2 separate regions of the Homo sapiens genome follow, and region 2 is linked to region 1. Evidence: chromatin loops called from intact Hi-C (ENCODE). Cell type or tissue: heart left ventricle. All regions are shown on one strand. Each heading gives the region's core, and the rest is flanking DNA. Links, peaks and the distances in the headings are about the cores only.

Region 1 (5,000 bases), core at 1-5,000:
CCCTTTGAAACAGGGCTATATATTTCCTATTTTACAGTTGAAGAAACAGCCTAGAGAGAGAGATCAAGTAACATGCTCAAGGTTAGTGGAGGAGCCAGGGTTCATCCCTAGAGAGTCCAATGCGAACCCGAGCTCATAGCCACTTTGTTAGAAGAGTCAGGAGCCTAGACCCAGAGCTACCACTCGCAAGCTATGTGACTTCAAACAACTCACCCAACCTCTCTAGGGCTCAATTTTCTTGTGTGAGAAGCAGGAATAGACCTGCCCCCAAGGTTGACTCTGAGGACCAAACTGGGTGATGAATATAGAAGTCCTTTGTCAGCTGAGGTTTGCAGGTCCCATCAGAGGCAGCACAGATGATCAGTTTATTCAGAGTAATGGTGGTCTGCAGATGCTTTTCATTGCACACACCTATCAAGTAAAATCATTTTGTGCACATACATATGCGTACATAGATATGCATCCATAGATATACTCCTCAAGTAAAATATGTAAACAAATTTAAAAATTAATATTTAAAAGATGAAAGAAAATATAAAGAAGGCTAAATTCTTCATTGATTATTTTTTATTTATTCCCACGCACCAAAGGATTTTCCTCGTGCAAGCACCTCACCTTGGGGTGCGATGGCCATTACACAGCCTTGCGCTCTGGGGTCAGACTGACTGAGTTTGGCCCCAAGCTCCACTGAGTTGGCCTGGGACATATTCCTCACACTCTGAGTCTCTTCGTCTGTAATAGAAGGGTGAAGATAACTGCTTCTACCTTGTAGGGTACTGTGAGGTTTAAACAAGGCATTGCATGTACAGCACTTGGCACAGTGCCCTGTGCTAATGTGGGGGTTGTTGTCATTTTTTCATGGACACCCGGTACTGACATGTCCAGAGCCCTGAGGCCTGCAGGCAAGACGCCAAAGGAAGAAGGTGGAGCAGAAGGACACTTGCTGAGGGTCCACTGTGTGCCAGGCCTTGTGCCTATGTGCATTACTTCATTTAATATGCAAGACTAGGGGGAGGTGATTGAGGTGCTTACCTGGGGTACAAAGTTTCAGGGGGCACCAAAAATGCAGTAATCAAGAGAAATAATGTTTCAATATAATATTTCTGTAAAATAAAAATTGCTGTAAAAATACTGTGATGAACAAACTATCAAAGGATCAATAGTATTAATGTTTCCTTTTGTCTCAGTCTCTACTCTGGCTCAGTGGGAGACTGTTAATGATCTTGTCTTTATTTTTAAATTGTAATATTTTATTTATCATGGATATTTTTGCATTAATTTTGATGTTTTAAAAATATTGCATTAAGATAGTATTTATCTTGATTACTGAGATTTTTGGTAGCCCCTTAAATTTCACATCCAAGATGAGCACTTTGCCTTACCCTGGTCCAGGCCCTGGCAGGTCTATGGGGCAGATGTACGTAGCGGTCCCACCTTAGAGGAGGGCACTAAATTTCACTGACGTTAAGTAATTTGGTCCAGTATGCACAGCTGATGAGTGAGGGAGGTGGGATTTGAACTCAGGTCTGACTCTAGAGAGCTGGCTTTTTAATGACTCTTCTCGGCTACCACCCCTTGACTGGGTATACCCTGGAAACCAGAAACTTGGAGATTTTCTAATTTTCTGGTTCAGCCTTCTGAGTCTGCAGATGGAGGGAGAGGCAGGCACGTGCCCCTAGCCACATGGCGGGCCTGTCTCCTGACTCCTAGTGTTCTTTCTGGAGGGTGACCCCAGATGCATTGACCTTGTGGTCTGGGGTGTGCAGTGAGTCGGTGGCTCTCTTCAGACCGTGCCTATGTGTGAAGCATGCTGCTCCTAAGCTTTATCCCAGGTCTATCCGCCTGGCTCCTCATGGCTTTGCTGCTGGCTTTAGGGGTCTCCTGCAAGGTCCCAGGCACACCTCAGTGGACTGAGAATCTGCAGCTGAGGGGCTAGGGGAACAGGGTGTGGTGCTGGGGATGACCACTAGAGGGCAAGCTGAGCTCACGCTTGCGGGAGCTTCTCACAGCTCGGCTGGTGGAAGCGCCTCTGCAGTGCAAGGGGCTTGAAGAAGCCGGGGATGCTGGGGGCTCCCGGTCCCCTTCCCACCGAAGGCTCTTGGAAGACCAGCCTCCATCTTGTGCTTGCATTCCTCTGGGGGCCTTCCGCAACATTTCTGATTAAAACTCCCACTCCTTGGTTCTAATCCTGCTCTTTGGCGCCACACAAAATACACCTGCTTCTTTTCAACATTCATTCGTTTGTTCATTTACTTGACACATCGCTGAGGTGCCTACTGTGTGCCAGTCTTTGAGCCTCGTGCTGTCGGCCCAGAGAGGAGCCATTCTCTTTCCTCCACTTAAGACATCTGCATCCATGACCATTCCCAAATCTTGACATGTGGGAGGCAGGCCAGGCCCAGCACTTGGGGAAGAAGGGAGGCTGGGATGCTGGGAGCCTTGGCTCTGTCTGTCTGTTCCAGGCTCTGGGCTGGCTCTCAGGAAGTTCCTGTTCTCTCTCTTTCAGCGTATGACTGTGACTTCTTTAACAAAGGTAAGCCCCTCCTCCCCACGCAGAGTCTCAGGGGCTCAGGCACTGCCAGCCCTGTCCTGACGCCACACAGCATCAGCCATCCCGAGGCGCTGCTGGCCCTGGAAGAGCCGTGACCCGGAATGGGAGGGCCCCCATCATGCAGAGAGAGCCCTGACAGTGAAGGGCCCAGGGGTGTCCTGCACCTCTATCCTCAGCAGTTCCTGCAGCCCCTGTCCGGGGCCCAGGCAGGCCAGCTCCCGGGGACTGTGCTCGGCAGGGCAGCCCCACCAGGAAGGAAAAACCCCATTCTCACTTATGTGCCAGCTCCTCCGCCTTCATAATCTAGCTCATCAGGCCCACAGAACATCACCTTGGGTTCCCCGAAGATTAGCTTTTGGCAAAAGCAGACACAAACTGCCCTTTCTGACTATGGGTGGAACAAAACATGTGGCCTGCCACATTCATCTTCAAACTCAGCCAAGGTTGCAGGGTTCCGGGAGATGCTCTGACATTTAGATTAACGAGGGTGAAAACACAGGTCATAACCAAAGACCCAGGGGAGGTTAATGTCCAGTTTAGAGCCAATTCATCAATTTAATCACTGGGATTGGGTGGGTGGGGTAGAGAAGGGCTGCCCAGGAGTAGTTTTTAGCACCGAACTTCATCCAGTTGGGCCAGGGTCAGACCTTGGTAGAGTGAGATGCTCATCTGGTCCTCAGTGCTGTTCGCCTTTGACTTCCAATCCCCGACCCTCCTCCAGGGACTGTGCTGCCAGGAGCAGGCCTATGTGGGCAGAGGCCCAGACTTTTTGTCCTCAGTTGCCTGCATTATCAGATTTTGGCTTGACTGTGGTGGGTGAAGTGGAAAGGAGAGACTGGAGACAGGATACCATCTGGGGGCCTGCGAGATGACGGCCGGACCAGGGTGTAGCATGAGCATCCGCAGGACTGCAGTTCTGCCAAAATGCTAGTCCCCAGGGGCTCTTGACAGCCCCAGACCTTCAATTGGTAAAGGAATGAGCCTGCAATGGGGGAACTGTGGTCCCTGGGGCAGACAGGATCTGTCTGACATCAGGCAAGGCATTTCAGCAAGATGGAGCTGTTTCGTTTTCTCTCTTCCATGGCATTTTGGGTGGCAGTAACTGGCAAAGGACAAGCTGTTTCTAGCATCTTCCACCTACCCACCCACCCACTCACCCATCCTTGCTCCGTTCTACTAGCATTTGCTCTGGTCCGGGCCCGCCAGGTGTTGGGAAGTCAGTGGTCCCTGAGTCCTGCCACAGCGGTGTGTGGAGCAGGCTCACGCCGCCTCTCTAGCACCTATTGTGTTTCTAACTCCACATTCAGTTGGTAGTTTCCAGTTGACCCCTGGTGGGAGTGTTTACGCCATGGAAATCCAGAAGCCCTACAAACCACTTTTTTTTGTTTGAGATCTCATTGTTAGCCATTTGCCAGCACAGCCAGCACTGCTTGTCTCCCATCTAGTGGGGGTGACAGATGTGGGCCTCCCATCCAGATCCTCATCCGAAGAGCTGTAACTGGTGTGTGCCATGCTCCAAGAGCTGGTGGGGCACAGAGGAGGAGGGACAACATTTGCATGTGGCAGGAGAGGGTGCAGGGAGAGCTTCACAAGGAGGTGACATTTGAGCTGGGCCCCAGAGGTTGAGTAGGCGTTTGTCAGGCACAAAACGGGGAGGACTACTCTGAGTGGGTGGAACGGTGTGATGAGATGTGAGCTGGGAAATAACACCACTGCTCCTTCCAGGAAGAGCAAGAGAAGTTCAGCATGGCAGGAGCCAGGGCGTGGGGGGAGTGGGGGAGGTGGGCAGGGGCTGAGGGCTGAAGGGCTTCTGAATTCAAGCTGGGCTCTTTAGATTCTGTCCTGAGGGCCATGGAGAGCCACTGGTGCGTCCCACCAGGGGGCGTGGCTGGGAGGGCAGCTCAGCAGCCGTGGGGAGGAGGCATTGGGGTGGGGGGTGGGCACAGCAGAGGCAGGAAGATCCTTACAAGGTGATTGTCCAGGAAGCCCATGCTCTGTGCCAACCTATACTGACAACCACAGGAATTCTAAAGACTCAACAGTGACACGTGTTTGAAATAATTAGATAAACACTAACAGGTTTATTGTCCCTCAGGCCTGGGGTGGGCAGAAACCGGGTCTGACGTCTTCTTCCAGAGGGGACCTTGAATAGAGCAGTGGCTGTAATGGTGAAGTTTCAGGCAGTGGGAAGGCTGTGGAGAGACAATGGGGGGCCCAGGTGCTCCCTGTGGGTCGCCTTCTTCCTTGGCTCCCTGTGAAGTGACTCAGGCACTGTGCAGTGGGTCTGTTCCTTTCAGGGGCTGGCAGCCTGGGAATCCTGTCCCTTCCTTCTCAGGGTCATCAAGGTCCCTGAGATCTGGGATGAAGGACACCATCAAGAGTTCCTCCTTGGTAGCTTGCCCTCCCACCCCACTGCTGCCAAGGGGTGGGGCAGGAGGTATGGGAGGTG
Region 2 (17,004 bases), core at 7,460-12,459, 120 kb after region 1:
AGCATTCACACTGGGACTGAGGTGTGGACGTACCTAACTTAGAATATGAGCAGGTGGGACGCATCTGTGGTGTGCACATGGCATGTGAAGTGTGTGTGTTCTGTAGGTGAGGGGTGCACAGCATGGGAGGTATACGCATGTGTGAGGTGTGCATGGACTATGAAGCATGCACAGTATATGAGGTGTAATATGTGTGATATGCACATGATGTGAGAGAGGAAATATCCCATATGTGGGACATACTGCTGTTGGAGGTTTACATGGCATGTGAGTTTACATAGAGTGTCAAGTGTATCCGGAGTGTTAGGTGTACATGGCATGTAATGTGTAAACAATGTGAGACTTGTACATAGTATGTGAGGTAACATGGAGTGTGAGGTGTGTGTGTGTGTGAGGTGTACATGGAGTGGGATATGTACACAATATAAGAGATGTACCCAGTGTGTAACATATTCATGGAGTGTGAGGTAGACATGGCACAAGAGAGATACACACAGTGCTTGAGATATATGTGGTATGTGAGGTGTACAGAGAGGGTGAACTGTACATTATGTGAGAGGTGTGCAGTATGTGAGAGGTGTACAGTATGTGAAAGGTGTGCAGTATGTGAAAGATGCACATTATGAGAGAGGTAGATGGAGCATAAGGTGTACATTATGTGACAGGCATAGAGGGAACGTGAGCTGTACATTCTGTGAGAGGCACATAGGAATTGTGAGGTGTACACTATGTGAGAGGTATACATTATGTGAAAGATGTACATTATGAGAGAGGCTGCAGGCAGCATGTGGTGTACATCCTGTGAGAAGCGTGCAGGGAGTTTGTGGCGTGCGTTCTGTGAGAGGTGTGCAGGGAGTGTGAGGCGTGTATTCTGTGAGAGGCATGCAGGGAGTGTGAGGTGTGTATTCTGTGAGAGGCGTGCAGGGGGTGTGCGGCGTGCATTCTGTGAGAGGCATGCAGGGAGTGTGCAGCATGCATTCTGTGAGAAGCGTGCAGGGAGTGTGAGGCGTGCATTCTGTGAGAGGCGTGCAGGGAATGTGAGGCGTGCATTCTGTGAGAGGCGTGCAGGGAGTGTGAGGCGTGTATTCTGTGAGAGGTTTGCAGGGAATGTGAGGCGTGTATTCTGTGAGAGGCGTGCAGGGAGTGTGAGGCGTGCATTCTGTGAGAGGCGTGCAGGGAATGTGAGGCGTGTATTCTGTGAGAGGTGTGCAGGGAGTGTGAGGCGTGCATTCTGTGAGAGGCGTGCAGGGAATGTGAGGCGTGTATTCTGTGAGAGGTGTGCAGGGAGTGTGAGGCGTGCATTCTGTGAGAGGCGTGCAGGGAATGTGAGGCGTGTATTCTGTGAGAGGTGTGCAGGGAGTGTGAGGCATGCATTCTGTGAGAGGCATGCAGGGAGTATGTGGCATGCATTCTGTGAGAGGCGTGCAGGGGGTGTGTGGTGTGCATTCTGTGAGAGGTGTGCAGGGAGTGTGAGGTGTACATTATCAGAGAGGTGTACAGGGAGCGTGCACTGTATATTGTGTGAGAGGTGTGCACAGTGTAAGGTGAGCACTGTATGTGACTTGTCTGCAGTTTATCAGGTGCACATAGCTATGACACCACAAAGGCATATGGAAGAATGCAGGTGAGGACAAACTGTCCTTCCAAGAAAATGTGCTTGTCAGCTCTGTCCTGGGCTCACACTCTGGACGCATGGCACAACCTCCTGAGCAGTGTCACAGGCAGAGGAGACAGAGGGACGTCCTCTGGCTTTTCAGGAGTCCTTTTATACATAAAGGAGAAGGCAGCTTTGAGAGGCCTTCTCCTCCATCCTTCTGCCTGCATCCATACCACGTTAGCTCAAGGGCAATGTGCTCTTTGAGGAATACCATACGTTGGTAATATTATTTTTACATCTGACTTAAATCCCTCATGCTGCAAGTTGAATTCGCATTTTTTTGGTGCTTTCAAATGTGAAGGTAGTGAACTCTCCTTTCATGTAGACCTCCTCACCCCGGGAGCCTAATGTCTTTAGGCTAGAAGAATAATTAGCACCTTCATGAGCTCTGCCTGCTTGAACACTTCTAGTCATTAAGTTATTGTCACCTTATTTGTGTTGTTTAGTAAACAGCGCATGTGTATTTCAAACCCCAGGAATCTAGTCCCACAAAGACCCCAGGGCTCACCTCTGAGGCAGAGAAAGTCTTTAATTACATAAAGAATAAGCTTGAAGAAGAGAGGCTGGATGAATGAATGAACGCCTCAGGTCTTTCCAGAAGCCAGGCATCAGTGGGTTCTTAAGCCTGGCCTCAGCTTCCCCTACCTGGTGGGCAGTCTCAGCTCCTGCTATTTTCACTCATCTGGCTTCCTAGTGTCTGGGAAAGAACCCGGAGTGAGAGGCATTGTGAGGGCTGCATGGAATGTGAGGTGCACATGGCATGTGGGGCCTCGTGGGGGAAAGAGCTGGGCGGGCTGCAGGGAGGGTCCCCCCATAACACCAAGCTCACATGGGTCACATCCCATGCCCTTTAGCCTCTTCCCTGGGTAGCAGCCCACCCTCATCTCACATCCTGAATTGGGCTAAAGCTTAGTTCTAGATGAAGTTATAATTAAATTTAAAAATCACATCTAGAGAATTCCCTCTTAAATTTAAGTACTATGTCAGTTTTGGAGGGAGTTTTTATAAACCTATTGAAGAGGGGAATAAACAGCTCTAGCCTATTATGCCTAGTTCTTCAAGAATCTCTTGGTTTGTAAGATATTCTTTCATTAGAAGTAACAAATTGGCCAGGTGCGGGTGGCTCATGCCTGTAATCCCAGCACTTTGGGAGGCTGAGGCAGGTAGATCACCTGAGGTCAGGAATTCGAGAACAGCCTGGCCAACATGGTGAAACCCCATCTCTACTAAAAACACACAAAAAATAGCCAGACATGGTGGCTCGCGCCTGTTGTCCCAGCTACTCAGGAGGCTGAGGCACGAGAATCGCTTGAACCCCGGCAGCAAAGGTTGCAGTGAGCTGAGATCGCGCCACTGCACTCCAGCCTGGGCGACAGAGCGAGATTCTGTTTCAATTTTTTAAAAAAGAAGAAGTAACAGATTGCCCATCAAACCCCATGCCCAAACTCTATCTCGTGCCACCCCCACACCCCCCAGCCCCTACAGCTCCAGGAGCCATGCCTGTCTGTACCCACAGAATCCTCTGCTCCTAGCAGAAGCGATTGTCCCATAGAAGGTGCTCAATAATTATTTTGTTCTCTCTGCCGGGAGCATTCTTCCCCAGATGCCACATGGCTAACTCCCAAGCCTCTTTTAACTCTTTGCTCAAATGTTACCTTGCCAACCTGACCACTCTGTTTAACACTACAGCCGACCCCAACCTGGCACCTCAATCCTGCTCATCTTGTTCTGCTTGTAATATTTTTCTGCGTGTATCGCCTTCTAACATCTATATAATTTATTTATTATTATGTGTATTGCTTATTGTCTGCCCTGCCCTGCCCGCATGTCAGTTCCACAGGAACAAGGAACATGGTCTGTTTCATTCTCCATCACATTCCCAGCACCTGAATAAATGTTTGTTGTATAAGTGAATGAATCATAGACTGGACAACTGAGAGTGGGAATATCCCCACCACCCCAATAGTGCCCTGCCCCCACCCCCTGCACACTGGGTGGGAAGGGCACATGCTGTTGGTTGTCTTCCTGTTCCCTCCCTCCACAGTGTGGACTCCTGTTCTTCAACTCCCAGCTCAGCTGCCAGACTCCTAAGCCCTGCTTGTCTGTGGGAGGCTGGAGAGTACCCCCAAACGGGGAAATGTGGCCTTCTGTGAGGAATCTCTGGGACCCTGTCCCTAATCTGGGACCATGTCTATATCCTGGCAATATCACAGTCCCTCCTGACCAACCCAGACTGGGCCCAGAGAAGGATCTATACCCATGTGGTGGGTGGATTTTGGCTTTCCCAGGGAGCAAGTTTGTCAGGGGACAGAGGGAGGCACTCAGGTTGGACCCAGGAACAGGAAGGGAAAGGCTGGGGACAGAGAGGGGACCTGGAGCTGGCCCTGCCCCACCAGGCCCACTCATGCTTTTACCTTCTGGCCCTTTGGCGCCCCCCACCTCCCGGCCAGATACGCAGCCTGTGTCAGCCCCAGTGCAGAGCCACAGGCCCAGCCTGGGCAGGGGCAGGGTGCGTGAAGACTGGGGCAGGTGCAGGCTGGATTGGGTTTCCAGAGGCTATATATATAAAGGCTGCCGGGAGCCCCAGGGCCGCTCCCTGAGGGCACAACACTGTGGGGGCCCAGCCAGGCCCACATTCCTTTCCAGAGGCCAGCTCTCCATTTATAGCCCCTGGGCAGAGCAGCCAAGGGAGCTGAGAGGGGAGGACTGGAAAGGGCAGAGGGAGAAGGGGCAGCCCAGGCAGCACTCCCTCCCCACTCCCCACCAAATGAGCCCCTCATCATGAAGACAGCAGAAGCCAGGCCCAGGGCGAGGTGTGCACATGCCCCCAAGCACAGAGCCTACCATTCTGGTCAGACCTGCGTTGAGGGGTGAGGGGGCTGCCAGGGGATCCCCTCAAAGTCCCTCAGCCCATTGCTAGTGGCCCCTCACAGAACAAGTCCAGCACCTGTGGACAAAGGGCACCCTTGACTAGACTCTGCAGTATAAGAGTTTGAATGTTTTCAGCTTCCAAACTTGGTATCCTTTTTCCCTCCGCCCCCAACCCAGCACTGGGACTAAAAGGACAACATGTCCCAGGTTGGACATACTTCTCCCTGCTCTGTGGGCAGCAGGGAAGAGATGATGGTGTTGACAAACCTCTCTCCAAAGAGGAGACGCAACCAGAAGGGTGATTCCAGGCAGGTGTGGATGCCAGGCATGGAGAGGTCTGAAATGGTCACCGAGTTCAGTGAGTTCCAATCTTTTTTTGAGCAACGGAAGCCTGGTAGCAAACAAAAATCCCACTTGAAAGCCTAATATAAAAATGGCATTTTACCACTAGAATGTCTGTGTGCTTTAAAACAGCGCTTCCTAATTATGGAAGAAGATGTAGCTGCAAATCAAGCTTAAAACTGTCAAAGCAGTTTAGATTTATAAGCCATAAGTGATAAAATATTAAATGTGTTTGGTAAGTTCAAACATATAACATTTACTTATTTATTGTAAAGGCAACTTGATGACAGCCCTGAGGAAGTTTTTAGAAACACAAAGCACAAAAAGCAAAGTTGTATTCACTTGTCTCAGCATCCAATTTATTTTGTAGTTTCTTGCTTATTCAGATTTGGGGAAAATCTAGATTTGCATAGATAAGTGGTTTGAATAGCTCACCTGGGAATCTCAGAGTACTCTTTAATTAAGTAGACTCATTCATTCATTTGCCCAAGAAATATTTATTGAGTGCCTACTATGCACCTGGCTTTCTGCTGAGCCTTGAGCAAGTAGGAAGAAGTATTTGTTTCTAAATCATCAATACAACAATTACTTACATTCCTCATTGTGAGTATAGTGAAAAAACAATAAGAAGACACATCGAGATGCCAAATCTCTCTATAGTATACCACTACAATATTGCAGCATGCCATGTATAATGCCCAGTTCAAGAGAACATGCCCCAGGCAGATGGGGTCTGAGCCTTTCCTGGGAAGAGCAAGTGTAATAGAACATGGATGTCTAATCATGTATGTGACTTCCCAGTTTTGAAGAAATTCAACCATCTTCATTAATGTCACAGTTCAAGACATTCAAATATATGCATAGAGATGCAAAGGGCGTGAGGCCACTCATTCATTCACTGGACATTTATCAGGTGCCTACTGTGTGACTGCCACTGTGATGGTTTTTGGAAATGTCATTGTGAACAAAACATCTTTGCCTTCATGGGGCTAAGTCAGTCATGAACAAACTAATGAAGAAGATTATAAAGAGTGGCAGTGCCTGGAAGGAAATTAACAGGGTGGTGTGAACCAGAGTATGGGGGGCAGTTATCTTAGAGGGAATGGTCAGTGATGTCCCAAGGAGGCAAGAAGATCTATTATATAAAATGCAGTCAATCTTGGGAAAAGCCCAGGGGATAATGCTATGAGTTTAGAGCAGCAAGGACAAGGCTCCAAGGCAGGATCCTGTTCAGAGTGTTAGAAGACAAGAAAGGAGGTCAGGCTAACTGGAGTAGAGCAATCAAAACGGATGGTGCCTCCAGGTGTAGTAAGAGACACAGGCTGAGGCTAGCTCATGCAGGGCCTGATAGGCCAGGGGATGGAGATGAGATTTTACTCTAAATGCAAGAAGCTGCTGGGGAGTTTGAAGCAGGAGGATGGCATAATCCCATTTACATTGTAAAGGTCTACTCAGGCTGCTATGTAACGAATGGATTATACTGAGGCTACAGAGGAAGTGAGGAGGGCAGCCAGGTTATTGTGGTCATCCAGAGCAGCAGTGTGACAGCTTAGTCCAGGATGGTGACACTAGGGATGGACTGACTTGAGACAGGTCTTAGAGGTAGAATGGACAGCTCTTCCTCATACTCAGACCTCTCCTTGGGAACTCCAGCCTTAAAAATCCCCCTGCCTAATCCACACTTCCATCTGGATATCCGATATGCATTTCAAATTTTGCCCAAACCTGGACACTTAATCTACCACCCACAAACCTAGTCTTCTCAACTCCATTCTTGCAGGAGTCATCCTTAGCTCCTTGCTTATCTCACTTCCCACATGCAATCGTGAGTAAATACTGCTAGCTCCATCTTGAAAACATATATCTAGAATTCAACCACCACTTTTCACCAGCTCCACTCACTGGGATTATTGCAATAGCCTCCTAATTGGTCTCCCTCCTTCTGCCCTTTCCCTCCAGTAACCAGCATGCTCCTGTTAAAATGTAAATCAGATAGTGATATTCTTCTCTTCCGCTCAAGCCCTCCAGTGAGATGGCTCAAGCCATCTCAGAATATAATCCTGTTTCTCTCTCTCTCACCCCATTTCCCACTATCTCTTTTACTCACCCTGCTGCAGACATATGAGCCTCCTTGCCATACTTTGAATCTGCCAAACATGGTCCTGCCTCAGGACTTTTGCACATGCTTATCCCTCTATCTGGCCCTACATATCTCCAGGTATCTGCTTCCAATTCTCTTCATTCAGGTCTCTGCTTAAATGTAGCAGAGAGGCCTTCTCTAATCACTCCATAATCTTCATCACTGTGTCTCCCTGCCTTGCTTTTTCTTCATAAGGCTTCTAACCTCCTGGCATCACATACTTCCTTGCTTATTTGTTCATTGTCTATCACCCTGCTTACATTGACAATGTAAGTGCCATGTAAGCAGAGTCTTGGTTTTGTTCATTGCTCTAGCCCCACACTTGGACTGGTACCTGCCACATAATGGATACCTAACAATATGTGGATTTCCGGGTGACCCCCTGCAGCTTGGGTGGGGTGAGGCCAGGACTTTGCTGCCTCTGCCAGGATTTAGAGTTACTGTCACTGCTGCTCCATGATGTAGACTTTACTGAATGAACAAATACAGGTGGGCCCTATGGAGTAAAGCGAGGTGAGTACTTCATGAAGGGAGACCTTCAGCACCACTACCAGCAGCAGAGAAGTGAAGAAGTTAGGACCCCAACAGAGCCCTCTGAGTTTTGTGGGAAGGGAGGACTTCTTAGGGCCCAGAACGGCCAGCTAGAATGCCTTCCAGAAGTTAGTGGGAAAGGCACAAAGATCACTCCTGCTTAAATTTCTGGTTTCCAGGAGGGGAGATCCAGGCAGGGATGTATGGCCAACGGAGATTCCTAGCCAGAGTGCTGAGAGGACTGTGTGAACTGCAGATTCAGGAAGAGGCTGAGAGACCCCCATGGGGGTGGCCGGTATGCTGAGGCTTGTATGGGAGCCAGATATCCCACATCCCATGGGGTGGTTGCCTCCTCCTGTTTCCAGCCTTTCCAGTGAGGCTGCAGGAAAGAGACACAGCTAAGGCCTGGAGACTCGTGGCACTCCGTCAGGGCATGGTACCACAGATGAGTTGTAAGCCTGCGGGACACAGCATCCAACTCTGAAAGCCCCTTGCTCGAATAACCCTACATCACCGCCTGAGGGCTTCCATATCCTTGGTCTCTTCAGACTGTCATCCCCACCACAATTACTCCAAGAAATTACTGTCATCCCCAAATCTATAACTGGAAACTGAGGCTCAGGAAGGAGACATGACTTCCACAAAATCACACAGTTGGGAAACTCTGGAGTCTGCACTCAACTGGTCTGCAAACCGCACTCTCGGAGACTTCAGGTGAGATGAGGTCAGGTTCTCAGGCCAGGTCCTGAAGTTTGACACCTTGGCGAAATGCACTTTCCTTGACTCAGCACCGCGAGTGAGGCGGAGCCAAGCCCCGAGCAGAAGGGTTTTCTTCCCAGCTGAAGAGGCAGCTCAGCCTAGACCCCAGGCATGGCACTGGACACCCCTGCTGTGGAAACGTGCAGATTTAGATGGAGGGGATTCCTAACCTGGGCAGGATCCGAGTTTGGAGAGATTGGCGCGAAGCTTTAGCAGCAATCTCCGATTCCTGTACAACCATAGCTGGGTTTCTAAGCGTCTAGGGAAGAAGGACTGGGCCCACGACCTGCTGAGCAACTCCCAGGTCGGGGACTGGCGGAATATCAGAGCCTCTACGACCCGTTTGTCTCGGGCTCGCCCACTTCAACTCTCGGGGTCTCTCCGCCTGTTGTTGCACTCGTGCGTTTCTCTGCCCCTGACGCTCTAAGCTTTCTGCTTTCTGCGTGTCTCTCAGCCTCTTTCGGTCCCTCTTTCACGGTCTCACTCCTCAGCTCTGTGCCCCCAATGCCTTGCCTCTCTCCAAATCTCTCACGACCTGATTTCTACAGCCGCTCTACCCATGGGTCCCCCACAAATCAGGGGACAGAGGAGTATTGAAAGTCAGCTCAGAGGTGAGCGCGCGCAGCCAGCGTTTCCCGCGGATACAGCAGTCGGGTGTTGGAGAGGTTTGGAAAGGGCGTGCCGGAGAGCCAAGTGCAGCCGCCTAGGGCTGCCGGTCGCTCCCTCCCTCCCTGCCCGGTAGGGGACCTAGCGCGCACGCCAGTGTGGAGGGGCGGGCTGGCTGGCCAGTCTGCGGGCCCCTGCGGCCACCCCGGGGACCCCCCCAAGCCCCGCCCCGCAGTGTTCCTATTGGCCTCGGACTCCCCCTCCCCCAGCTGCCCGCCTGGGCTCCGGGGCGTTTAGGCTACTACGGATAAATAGCCCAGGGCGCCTGGCGAGAAGCTAGGGGTGAGGAAGCCCTGGGGCGCTGCCGCCGCTTTCCTTAACCACAAATCAGGCCGGACAGGAGAGGGAGGGGTGGGGGACAGTGGGTGGGCATTCAGACTGCCAGCACTTTGCTATCTACAGCCGGGGCTCCCGAGCGGCAGAAAGTTCCGGCCACTCTCTGCCGCTTGGGTTGGGCGAAGCCAGGACCGTGCCGCGCCACCGCCAGGATATGGAGCTACTGTCGCCACCGCTCCGCGACGTAGACCTGACGGCCCCCGACGGCTCTCTCTGCTCCTTTGCCACAACGGACGACTTCTATGACGACCCGTGTTTCGACTCCCCGGACCTGCGCTTCTTCGAAGACCTGGACCCGCGCCTGATGCACGTGGGCGCGCTCCTGAAACCCGAAGAGCACTCGCACTTCCCCGCGGCGGTGCACCCGGCCCCGGGCGCACGTGAGGACGAGCATGTGCGCGCGCCCAGCGGGCACCACCAGGCGGGCCGCTGCCTACTGTGGGCCTGCAAGGCGTGCAAGCGCAAGACCACCAACGCCGACCGCCGCAAGGCCGCCACCATGCGCGAGCGGCGCCGCCTGAGCAAAGTAAATGAGGCCTTTGAGACACTCAAGCGCTGCACGTCGAGCAATCCAAACCAGCGGTTGCCCAAGGTGGAGATCCTGCGCAACGCCATCCGCTATATCGAGGGCCTGCAGGCTCTGCTGCGCGACCAGGACGCCGCGCCCCCTGGCGCCGCAGCCGCCTTCTATGCGCCGGGCCCGCTGCCCCCGGGCCGCGGCGGCGAGCACTACAGCGGCGACTCCGACGCGTCCAGCCCGCGCTCCAACTGCTCCGACGGCATGGTAAGGCCGGGACCCCAGGAAGTGAGGAAGTTAGGGCGGCGCTCGGGATATCAGGGACGCGTTTCCGAGGGCGGGGAGCTGGCCTTGCGGGAGGTTTGGGCCAGGATCCTTCCCGAGAGAGAGGACCCCCTTGTCCTGGGCAGCTGTCACTGGGGTAGCCTGTTTTGGAAGTGTGCGGGCAAGCGTTCGAGCTGCCCCATTGGGGGCGCTATTAGAACACTGCAGCGCGAACGTGAAGATCTTTTTCTCTACTTATCCCTACTTCCAAAATGTAAATTTGCGCCCCTTGGTGACTGTCCGCCCTTGGTTTGGCCCTGCATGTTGCAGACCTCATCTCCTACCCACCCGTAATTACCCCCCCAACCAGGACAGGTCTGGGCCCGGAACTAGAGCCTTAGGCTAGAGTTAGGGAGGGGGCGGCTACAGGAATTGGTGTTCGGGCCTCGAGCCGTCCCGCGGGCCTGACTCAGTCGCCCTTGCTGTTTGCAGATGGACTACAGCGGCCCCCCGAGCGGCGCCCGGCGGCGGAACTGCTACGAAGGCGCCTACTACAACGAGGCGCCCAGCGGTGGGTATTCCGGGCCTCTCCCTGCTCGCTCCTCCTCCTTCATGGAGCTGTCCTGGCCTCTATCTAGGACGCTCCCACCCCCACTCACACACGCCTATGTCCTGGGAAGTGGTGCAGGAGATGAAATACTAAGCAAGTAGCTCCCTGTCTTTTGGATTGTCCCGGACTCTAACTAAAGTCCTCAGTTTCCAATCTGTCTCAAAGTACTGGGCCCGGGGGTGGGAGGCTTGTCGCGGCCCCACCCCTGCTTACTAACCGAGCCCTCCCCGCGCAGAACCCAGGCCCGGGAAGAGTGCGGCGGTGTCGAGCCTAGACTGCCTGTCCAGCATCGTGGAGCGCATCTCCACCGAGAGCCCTGCGGCGCCCGCCCTCCTGCTGGCGGACGTGCCTTCTGAGTCGCCTCCGCGCAGGCAAGAGGCTGCCGCCCCCAGCGAGGGAGAGAGCAGCGGCGACCCCACCCAGTCACCGGACGCCGCCCCGCAGTGCCCTGCGGGTGCGAACCCCAACCCGATATACCAGGTGCTCTGAGGGGATGGTGGCCGCCCACCCGCCCGAGGGATGGTGCCCCTAGGGTCCCTCGCGCCCAAAAGATTGAACTTAAATGCCCCCCTCCCAACAGCGCTTTAAAAGCGACCTCTCTTGAGGTAGGAGAGGCGGGAGAACTGAAGTTTCCGCCCCCGCCCCACAGGGCAAGGACACAGCGCGGTTTTTTCCACGCAGCACCCTTCTCGGAGACCCATTGCGATGGCCGCTCCGTGTTCCTCGGTGGGCCAGAGCTGAACCTTGAGGGGCTAGGTTCAGCTTTCTCGCGCCCTCCCCCATGGGGGTGAGACCCTCGCAGACCTAAGCCCTGCCCCGGGATGCACCGGTTATTTGGGGGGGCGTGAGACCCAGTGCACTCCGGTCCCAAATGTAGCAGGTGTAACCGTAACCCACCCCCAACCCGTTTCCCGGTTCAGGACCACTTTTTGTAATACTTTTGTAATCTATTCCTGTAAATAAGAGTTGCTTTGCCAGAGCAGGAGCCCCTGGGGCTGTATTTATCTCTGAGGCATGGTGTGTGGTGCTACAGGGAATTTGTACGTTTATACCGCAGGCGGGCGAGCCGCGGGCGCTCGCTCAGGTGATCAAAATAAAGGCGCTAATTTATACCGCCGTGGCTCCGGCTTTCCCTGGACATGGGTGTGGGATCCGGAGGAAAATCCGCAAACTGGGCCAGCTGTCCCTCAGCGACGCCTGTAGGCGGCAGGCGGATTGCAAGGAGGAAGCCTGCTGCCTGGGGAAGGAAGGAGGGGTGCAAATTTCTCCAGTACGTGAGGAAGTTCCTCTGACCTTGACTACATTACTACACACGTCCGTGGCTCTTATGGAAGGGTACACAGGTTGATATGAGTATTTTTTAAACCCATGTCTGAGCTCGCCCCCTAGATATTCTGATTTAATGTTTCTGCCCCATATACCCAGGGCCAGGTATTGGTATTTTTTTTCAAAAGCTCCCCAAGTGATTCTGAAGTTCATTCAAGGCTGAGAATCATCCCCTCCATATAAAGTGAGTGAACCCAGGTGTGATAACCAGAAGAACCACGGGAAGGTTGTGGCCCAGGCATCACTTGGGGGCCTCGTTGGGTATAGAGGATGTGATAGGGTGCCCACAGCATTCCGAGGAAGATCTAAATGAGTGTAGACATGTGCTGTAAGCTCTCTGGCACTTACAGCCCATTAGTAATAGGTGTAACTGCAAAGAGATAGCATAGAAGGCCAGACAGGCACAGACACCTCTACCCAGCACCTAGAGCATCCCGACACTATCAGATTCCATAAGACAACAGGAGCCCGGATCCTGTGAGCAGAGCGGCATGTGGGCCAGCATCATCACAGATGGCATAGGTACTCTTCATCAGGCTATAAACTCTCTGAGAGCAGAGGAGGGGGCATTTATTTAGCCTGAGTGTTGGGGAGGGCTTCCCGGAAGAGTTGTCATTTGAGCTCTGTCTTAAGAAACAAGAGTAGACAATGTACTCACAATGCACACACACACACACGCACACACACACACACAGGTACCTGTGCCCTCCCCTGGGTCCAAGGCCCCTGAGGGATGGTCTGGCAAGGGTTCTTCCCCACTCACTTACCACCTCCCCACCCCCAACACACGCGTGCCATGAGGACCTCAGGACCTCCTACATCCCACCCCATATATGTTGTTCCTGAAAACCCTACAGGCCCACTTTCAAGGGTTTTGTTTGCCAAGTAGGGGGCCCTCAGGAATGCAGGCAAGATGTGATGCCAGAAGGAATATCCGAATATCCTCATTACCTGTCTGAGGATCCATTCTCTGCTCTCCCCAACACAGGGTGCCTAGGAAGCTGCCCAGAGCTGTTGTGTTACGAATGATCCTCCACTTGTCTTCTGGCCACTTCCCCACATGTCCCTTGGGATTCTTTATACCCTTGAGACCCCCTGGGGTCCATTCATGAATTCATTGATTCCACAGATGCCAGGTCTTATGCTGGGTGAAAACAGAGACTGTTGGATGCAGTTCCCGCCCTTGGGAAGCACACAAACATTTGACTAGGATGGAACCTTTTAGCAGCTGGTTACATCCTGTTGAATTAAGTACTGTACTGGAGGTGCATGTAGCAGGGGAACGCCATAGAAGCAAAGGGGAAGGTTCCCTAACTATTCTGGGGGAGATATAGACAAACAGGTAAACTTTAATGAGAATCTTGAAGGAGTTGGTCAGGAAAGAGGGGCCAAAGAAAGGGGCTACAAGCTGAGGAAACAGCAGGTGCAAAGATCCAGGGGTGAGAGAAAGAAAACTGCCTTTGTGGAACTGCAGGTGCCCATGGGGAGGGGCCAGAGGAAGATGGAATGGCAGAGGCAGGACCACAATGGACCTCATCTGGACTTTATCTCGAGGGCAGTAGGGAGCCACACAGGAATTTAAACAGGGGAAGGATACAAATAATTCTGTATTTTAGAAAGGCCAGTTTGGGCTAGCAGAATAGGTAGGAGAGAACAAGACTTGAGACAGGGAGATCTTTCAGGAAGCCACTGGGGTTGCTTAGAGGAGGTATGACATATCCTGAATTGGCTTGGGCCAAATAATGTGTCAGTGTTGAGGGTACAGCAGAGAACATTGAAGGCACAGTCTCCACCTTCCTACAGCTTAAAATCCACTGGGGAAGTAACCGTGAGATGAAGAACCAAGTGAATAAATACAATGTTATAAACGATGAGAAACACCGTAAGGAAAGGCAACAGGTGTAAGCAGAGGTGGTAATGCGGAGTGAGAAGGCAAGCAGGTCGACAGAGGAGGCAGAAGTTCTGCACCAAGGGAAGCAATTCTATACATGAAGAGGGTCCCAGTATCCTAGAGGGGGTCTGTGTGTAATTAGAAAAAAGTACCCCTTCTCTCCTGGGGCATTGCCCTGCACCAGGGATCATGACTAGGCAGGCAGAGAGCAGGCTGGACTTCAGCCCCCACTCACCTCCTCAGCTGGGTGCACTTCTGTAGTGACAACCTGCATAACTTCACAGTGCCTTGTGCGTGTAGGCCCTAGAAAGTGTAGAGAAGGGAGGAGCCTTGGATGACTCCAGGCTCTGGTTTGCTTCTGACTTGAGGCCGTGATTTGCTTCTGAGTAAGTGGTGGTGCCATTACACAGATAGGGACCTCAGGAGGAGAAGCAGGTATGGTGACACATCTAGTGTAGAATACTTCGTGACAGAAACCTTATTCAAACTAGCCTAAACCCCACAAGAGGGTGTGTTGGAAGTTCACGGGGCAGCTCATATCTGGAAGTAGAGCTATAAGCACCACGGCATCTATGCACCTTGGGAGCTAGAGCTCCTCTCACACTTCTAGGCTGTCCACTTCATGTCTCTGCTTGGCTTCACTCTCTCCTAGTCCATATTGGTTTTCTCCAGAAACTCATGGGTTACCATGGATCTTACCATTAAACCCAGTTAGAAAATTCCCAGCCTTGGCATGGTGGCTCATGCCTGTAATCCCAGCACTTTGGGAGGCTGAGGCAGGCAGATCACAAGGTCAGGAGTTCGAGACCAGCCTGGCCAACATGATAAAACCCCGTCTCTGCTAAAAATACAAAAACTAGCTGGGTGTGGTGGTGCACGCCTATAATCCCAGCTACTCAGGAGGCTGAGGCAGGAGAATTGCTTGAACCCAGGAGGCAGAGGCTGCAGTGAGCTGAGATCATGCCATTGCACTCCAGCTCTGGGCAGTAGAGCAAGACTCCATCTTTGTCGGGGCAGTGGGGAGAAAATTCCCAGGGAAGAAGTCTAGTTAGATCAGCATAGGTCATGAGCCAGGATCTGAACCCAGGCAGAGGGCTCCAGAGACTGCACTCTTGGCTGCCTTGCTCTGTGTCTTCTGCAGAGGATGTCAGAAGAGAGGAAGTGAGAAAAGTCAAGAGGGAAGGGAACAGCTGGAGACTGGATCACACCATCGAGGATAGGGTTTGAGGTCCCCTCCTAGCCTGTCCCTTACCTCAGTCCCCTCAAGGGGGGACAACTGGCTGAGCCTGACTTCACTTGCAGTGTAGATGGAACATCCTTTGCTCATGGGGCCATTTTACCTGCATTGGATCTGAGGAAGCACCAGGGCCATGCTCTCCACAGAGACATATGTATATGTCTTTACACATATGTGCTCATACAAAAGCACATGTGTACCCAGAGCACACCATCAGAGGCTGATAGACTGTGAAGACAATAAAGTTTAAGCTTCAGTTCCCCTCTCTCGTATGAGCCCCTTCTAAGGTCCTGGGGGAAACCCTAGAAATATGTCTATATGGTCTAGCTACTTTTTTAATTTGCCAAAGTAAATCACTTTTAACAATTGGTTATGACCATTGTCTCTTTCTGTTCTGACCCTTGTATTGGGTAGCACTCATGGGGATGTTTGGATCAGTCCTATCTAAAGGTATAAATTTCATTTGGGTTTAGTGGAATATATTTTAAATAAATGAAATATAAAACATAAGCAATAATGATGAACAATGATATAAATTTAAATGATTCTGACATTGAGAAGATAATTAGAACCACAAAATTTATCTAGATCATGCCAAAAAGTGGTTTATTAAAAGAAGAAGAAAATTTTCTAATAGATTTATGGAAAAGACTCTTGCATGGTTTAATAATCCCACCAGTGAATAATGGCAAATTACATGAACACATTGGGAAAAGATTTAAATTTTTTGCTGATCTGTTACAAACTACTGGCATCCACAAAGATAGCATAAAATTCATAATATGCCACTATAACAAGACCTCAACATCATCAACACAATTATTAAAGAAACTTGTCAATTAAAAAATATTTAAAATTAGTCACCACACAAGAAAACTCAAAATGCCTTGAGTTTTTACAGCCCACAGATGAAAGAAACTTGATTGAGGTTTCCTCAAATTTGACATCAATTCTAAAAATGTACATGACATTTCCAATAGACTTGTGAGCCTGAAATTTCCTTAAATTATCAATGGTACAAAACAAGTTTTGATCAACCATGTTGAAGGAAAGACTGAATAATCTCTCTATTCTCTGTATAGAAAATGATATTATAAAACCATTGTCACATGAAGAAGCAATCAAAGAATGTGCAGCCGGATGCGGGTGGAAAGAGGTAGGCAAGACTGAAAAAGACAAGAAAAAGGAGCAAGAGGTGGAAGGTAGATAGAATGAGGAGACGAGGAGGAAGATAAAGGCAAAGATGATGATGTGATAATGATGAAAAAACAAGTTGGTCCTACCTTCGTTTTTTTTTTTCTCTCATAAGGCATTTGAAACACTCGCACTGCACACAAGTCACTCCTATTTAAAAACATTCGATGAGAGGCTGTGCAATATTTGTTTTTATATTGCACAGGGTCATTTTTGTGTAGTTGGTAACTTATTTTTTTCAGAGAACACGTGACAGTGGGTTTTAATTCATGTAGAACTTTCCCAGTAGCAGGGGGAAGTGAGTCCTATGGTATGCCAATGGCTACATAATTCCCTGGGATCTAGGCCTGGCTGTGTCATTGACCAGCTCTAAGATCTTGGGAATGGGACTTAACCCACCTGGACTTTGGCATTTACTCTGTGGAATAAATTAGTAAATTTAAAAAGTATGTCTCAGTTTTGAAATTATTTCATAATTTGCTTAAAGCATTTCAAAGAAAGAAGAGATTATGAAGCAGATCTCTTACAGATAAGGAAACCGGGACCACAACAAACTGAGAAGCTTATTCTCAGCACAGGCAACTCAATTATAGACTCCTGGTTAACTGGTCCTTCTTTCTTTTACTTTTCCCAATTTTTAAATTAAGATATAACTCACAACCA

The links. A loop is a pair of places that touch in the nucleus more often than their neighbours do. Peaks named below come from ENCODE experiments on the same cell type or tissue, not always from the same donor. Only the 100,000 strongest peaks of a DNase experiment are listed, where the experiment ranks them.
Region 2: it touches region 1 in a loop (21-fold over the local background); 64 of 110 quality-filtered maps call a loop at or near these places.

What each region holds. Positions count from the first base shown.
Region 1 is chr11:17,597,165-17,602,164 of GRCh38, forward strand. It overlaps OTOG (otogelin), which reads left to right. Exons shown (of 56, transcript NM_001292063.2): 31 at 2,507-2,533. Among named protein-coding and RNA genes, the nearest start is that of OTOG, 52 kb to the left of the region's middle. RefSeq lists an enhancer at 4,968-5,000. In heart left ventricle, for the core only: CTCF peaks have their summits at 1,953 (motif pointing right) and 2,157; DNase peaks (open chromatin) are centred at 1,997 and 4,878; H3K27me3 peaks cover 450 bases.
Region 2 is chr11:17,710,327-17,727,330 of GRCh38, forward strand. MYOD1 (myogenic differentiation 1) reads left to right here and starts at 9,245. Exons shown (of 3, transcript NM_002478.5): 1 at 9,245-10,086; 2 at 10,576-10,654; 3 at 10,929-11,810. The coding sequence starts at 9,457. The coding sequence ends at 11,182. RefSeq lists enhancers at 4,326-4,826, 10,194-10,705, 10,706-11,217. In heart left ventricle, for the core only: a CTCF peak has its summit at 9,997 (motif pointing left); a DNase peak (open chromatin) is centred at 8,351; H3K27me3 peaks cover 4,957 bases.